Regions from separate parts of the Mus musculus genome. Here region 2 is linked to region 1. Evidence: chromatin loops called from intact Hi-C (ENCODE). Cell type or tissue: heart. All regions are shown on one strand.

Region 1 (2,500 bases):
CCCCTCTCGCCACATCCTCTGCCCGGGCGTACACCCTGTACCACTGTTATGTGTTTCTGTGGCTTGTCTGTGGCCTCTTGCCATCAAGCCTAGGAAGGCAGGAGCCTTGTGTCCTCCTTGTAGGGAGCAGCTCAAGGCAGGATGCCCAACAAGAGCCCAGTGATGGTGCCCATGGTGTGTGAGTGGATGGCAGAGTCAGACAGGGGTTGTGGGGGGCCCTGGGGGAAGGGGAGCTGAGGCAGGCTGGATGGATAGACAGGCAGCTGAGGGGTGGGGCTGGTGAGAGCAGATTCATCAGGGCTGGGGGCAGGGAGACAAGGAGAGGGGTTGCAAGTGGCTGGAGAAGGCTTAGAGAGAAGCCCAGACAAGATGTAACTGGTAACTGGTGGGGCTTGGCAATGTAGGGAGGGGCTAGGAGGAGCCATCGCTTGGACAGGGTGCAGGCTGTGGGGTCTTGTAGGATGATGGACCAGTATGGACCAGGTGCTGTGGGTGGGGGGCCCAGAACAGTAGAAGGATGGAGCAGAGAGGACCCAGTGAGGAAGGGCTGGTGGATGGGGTGGAGTGGGGTGGGAGCAAGGGCGGTAGAGCATCGGAGGGTGGCACGGGTGATAGAAGCTTCAGGGAATGTTGATGTGCCACTGCCTCCCCTCCAGGCACGGCAGGGGTGATGATCTCTCTGAGTCGAATCCTCACTAAGCTGCTGCTCCCGGACGAGCGGGCCAGCACCATCATCTTCTTCCTGGTGTCTGCCGGCTTGGAGCTCCTGTGCTTCCTGCTGCATCTGCTGGTGCGGCGCAGCCGTTTTGTGCTCTACTATACCACTCGGCCCCGTGACAGCCGCCCCGTCCAGGCAGGCTACCGAGTGCACCACGATGTCGCATCCGGAGACATCCACTTTGTAAGTGTCCTGGCCTGGCCTGGCCTCCTTCTCCCACACAGGCGCCTGAAGAGTTCCTCGTTGGCCCTGTTATTGATCCCTCAATCTCAAGCTGCAGGTTTGTTTCTGTACCCTGAGAAATTCCATTCTGTGGACCACCTTCCATGACTCCCTGTTGGGACAGTAGGAAGTGAGGCCTTTCTAGCTATGGCCAGGGAGAAGAGCCCGGGATCTGTGGCAGATTAACAGAACCTCAAAAGTATGATTAATGGAAGCCAGGGGAACCCTATAATACGCTCCCTTCCATTACAGCTCAGGGGTTGCCTCTGTGAGGACCCCAATACAGATCATTACTTCTTACTACCAACTCCTTGGGTTAGCCAATCTGCAGTTCTGCGAAGATAGAGCGCCCTCTGGTGGTCACATCCTGCATTACCCTTCCACCCAGCCCCAGCTCAGGTTCCAGGGCTGTGTGACTTAAGGCTCTGTGACTTAAGGCTGGGTGGAGGGAATCAAGGGAAATAGTATCCCTTGATAAGGAAGTGCACACAGCAGGTACTAACTTAATGTCTAGATGACTGTGGCTCCACCATTTGCTCTGGGTATCTAACCCATGACTCCCATCATTCTTTGACACACAGGAGCACCAAACTCCAGCCCTATCCAGCAGCAGGTCCCCGAAGGAGAGCCCGGCCCATGAGGTGACGCACAGCAACAGTGGGGTCTACATGCGTTTTGATGTGCCCCGGCCACGAGTCAAACGAAGCTGGCCCACCTTCAGAGGTAACGTGATACTGTGGAGTCCGGTGGCGTCCGTGGCTGTCACACGGGCTGAGACAGCAGGGGCCCCATGAGCGCCAGCCTCTAACATTCCTCACTCCCCTCCCCCCACAAGCCCTGCTGTTGCACCGATACGTCGTGGCGCGGGTCATCTGGGCCGACATGCTGTCCATTGCGGTAACCTACTTCATTACACTGTGCCTGTTTCCGGGCCTGGAGTCCGAGATCCGCCACTGCGTGCTGGGGGAGTGGCTGCCCATCCTGGTGATGGCCGTGTTCAACCTGTCAGACTTTGTGGGCAAGGTGAGCCTCAGGGTGGCTTTGGGGAACCCTAGTAAGGCTCTGGTCTTTCTGGAGCAAAGCCAGGCTGAGGGTACGTGTTGGAAGAATGGTAGCCATGAGTGTCACCATCTCTAACACTGTCCTGTGGAGTCTAGCCCCTGCCTGGTCTCTCTGGTATCAACTGTGCTTCAGGCTAGAATCAGTCCTGATTTCTCCTGCCCCACAGTCACTAGTGGATCTGTCTGAGGATGACACAGGCACAGGCTGCCAGCTGGGCAGCACGTCTGTCACACAAGTAGATAGGGCTGGAGTGGCACCCTAGCCATGCTGCAAGCTCACGTCTCTTTGCAGTCAGTTTGCTGAATACTGTGGAGTATGCAGGGTGGGACCCAGGGCCTTGGCCTTGTAGGGCAAGCATTCTACCACTGAGCTACATTACAAGCCCTTCACCAGGAGTGCTCTAGAGTCCCCCAGGGAGGGGCTGGGGTATGGCTCAGTGGTAGAGCCCCTGCCTAGAATCCCCAGTGAGGGGCTGGGGTGTGGCTCAGTGGTAGAGCC
Region 2 (2,500 bases), 240 kb before region 1:
GTGGCCCTGCCTCTGGCTCTGCGCACGGTCAGCCGGCTGGTGGAGAAGGAGGCTGGCCTCCTGCCAGGTTGAAGGGACAGTCACCACCTGAACAGTAGCTACAGCGTGAGAGCCTGGGCAGTCAGCAGTATTGGAGCTGAGCTGCAGGCGTGGGTGACTCGTGAGGCATGGTGGACATGACTGTCAGGATGGGATCACCAGCCCCTGGGGATGAGTCATCTCACCTTGTCTCTGTGGCTGGCCAGTCAGCCTTGAGCAGCCGGTAGGTGACTGAGTGTTACTTCCTAGGCCGAGCAGAAATGGCCTGGTCTGCTTGCTGCTGTTACTCATTTCTGGATTTGGGGGCAGGGAGCAGTGCAGGAAAAATAAACTAAAGAATTATTTATGCTGAGCAGTGGTGGCACATGCCTTTCATCTCAGCACTCAGGAGGTAGAGGCAGGTGGATTTCTGAGTTCAAGGCCAGCCTGGTCTACAGAGTGAGTTCCAGGACAGCCAGGACTACACAGAGAAACCCTGTCTCAAAAAACCAAAAGAGAATTCTTTAATATTACATGTATGTGCTTGCACACACCACAGTGCACACGAGATCAGGAGACAGCTTTTGCTACTCGGTTCTCTCCTCAGCCATGTGGGTCTTGGCTGGTTGCCTGGCTCAGTGACAAGCGCCTTTACCTACTGAGCCATTGTGCCTGCCACCAAGTAAATCTTCCAGTGCTGTGTACAGCCCAGGCCCCTCTCTCTGCCTTCCTTGGACTTGGAGAGCCAGGGAGCCTGGGCTGCTGCCTTCCCACCCTGCCCTCTGTTGAGGGAAATACCTGGGTCCCCTGATTGGCTCCTGTGTCCTTGATGTGACAGAAATGACATGCTCTGGAGCTGAAACTCACAAAGCCCTGAGTTTAATCCTGAGTGTAACCCCAGGCATGGGGTGCACACTGCAATCCCAGCACTCAGCAGGTGGAGTGAAGTTCGAGAAAGGTCAGAAGTTCAAGGTCAGCCTTGGCTAGGTAACAACTTGAAATGCAGCCTGGGCTACAAAAGAAATTGGGCCTAGAAGATGACTCAGCACATAAAAGGCCTTGCTAGATGCCCCTGATGACCCAGGGTTGACCCCTGGATCTCATGTGTAAGGCTGCGTACCATGGTGTGTATGTAGCTGTGAAGACAGCAGTTCAAAGCTCAAAGGCTTGCTACAGCAGTGGAAGAACGAGCTGGAAAGCAAGAACCAACTCTCAGAACGCACGCCATGCCTTGGTCACATAAGACATTTTAAAAGCTAAATAAAACTCAAGGTGTATTCATGAGGGCGCGGTGTCTTCTGGGTCCACATGCAGGTGGTGTTTGCCTAATTATGCTGCTTCCTAACTTAAGGATATGGAAGGCTAGACTTGGAGGACTTTTATGTGCTCCAGTGGTTCTGCACAGAGGCTTCCAGGTTTCATGGTGCTCAAGGGTGCAGGCTCCTGCCTGCTGAGAATTTTTGCAATTTTCCTGAGCCCTGGACAGATAGTTCTTCAGAACTACTCAGGCACTGACAGCACATGGCCACCAGATGGCGCCACCGCACCAGTTTATTGATGCGCACGCCTTTGGCCCCACCCACAACTCCATCCTTCACTTTGTTTCTGGGCTCTGTATTGGGGCTGGAGTTCCCTCAGGAAAAGTTGAATTTAGGCTCCGGCTGAGGTGTGCGGCTAAGTGGGGTGCACCTATCGAGGCCACGGGGTTACTAAAGCCCACGTGGGCCTCGTGTCCGGATTCACGTTCAGGGAGAGCTTTACTTGTTACCACTAGGCCTGTTGGGCCCGGGCCAAACTCCCTCCCCGAGCTGGGCCTGGACAGATGTGTTCAGGGAGTGCTATCTGTTCCTGTGAGGGCAGGAAGGACAGTGTCATTAGTGACTTAAAAAAAAAATTAGCCTTTTGCTTTATTCAGTGAGTGTTTTTGCCTGCATGCATGTCAGCGCGCCATGCGCATGTTTTGCATGCAGAGGTCAGAGAGCCTCAGACCCACTGGAACTGGAGTCGCAAGCTTGTGAGCCCCCATGTGCTGGGAATTGAACCCAGGTCCTCAGGAAGAACTCCTAGTGATCCTAACCACTGAGCCATCTCTGCAGCCCAGAACCTTGGCATCCTTCAGTCACAGGGTACATGGCTCCACCAGCACTGCACAGAAAGTTGATGAAGCCATGCCAGCTTGAACAAGGGCAGAGGTGTTTGAAGACACACTGCCCTCTTCTTGTTGAGCACCAGACAAAGCCAAGTGCCCACTCAGATGGCAGGGGCTGCCCTGGCCCCTCAGAGGGTCACATACGGTATTCAGCCACTCTTCCTACCTTCGTCTGGCTAGAGGCTTGGGCTCCAGGCTCCTAGGCCCCCGTGACGTTGGTGAAGCTTTTACACCTCCTCGGCTGTTATAATCACCTTTCATATGAATGCTTGACAACCCGTTTGCACACATGCCAAGGTTTTAATATGTGGTATGAATGTGTGTGTGTGTGTG

What was found. Hi-C counts contacts between places; a loop is a spot of excess contacts. Peaks named below come from ENCODE experiments on the same cell type or tissue, not always from the same donor. Only the 100,000 strongest peaks of a DNase experiment are listed, where the experiment ranks them.
Region 2: a loop joins it to region 1, with 9 times the contacts of the local background. A loop is called at or near these places in 11 of 42 quality-filtered maps.

The regions. Positions count from the first base shown.
Region 1 is chr5:142,716,936-142,719,435 of GRCm38, forward strand. It overlaps Slc29a4 (solute carrier family 29 (nucleoside transporters), member 4), which reads left to right. Exons shown (of 11, transcript NM_146257.2): 7 at 657-901; 8 at 1,522-1,663; 9 at 1,776-1,963. Among named protein-coding and RNA genes, the nearest start is that of Slc29a4, 16 kb to the left of the region's middle. In heart, a CTCF peak has its summit at 1,300 (motif pointing left); DNase peaks (open chromatin) are centred at 1,316 and 1,654; H3K4me3 peaks cover 603 bases; H3K27me3 peaks cover 912 bases.
Region 2 is chr5:142,477,415-142,479,914 of GRCm38, forward strand. Ap5z1 (adaptor-related protein complex 5, zeta 1 subunit) reads left to right here. Exons shown (of 17, transcript NM_172725.2): 17 at 1-1,301. The coding sequence ends at 72. Among named protein-coding and RNA genes, the nearest start is that of Ap5z1, 15 kb to the left of the region's middle. In heart, a CTCF peak has its summit at 1,536 (motif pointing right); DNase peaks (open chromatin) are centred at 68 and 1,677; H3K4me3 peaks cover 374 bases; H3K27ac peaks cover 373 bases.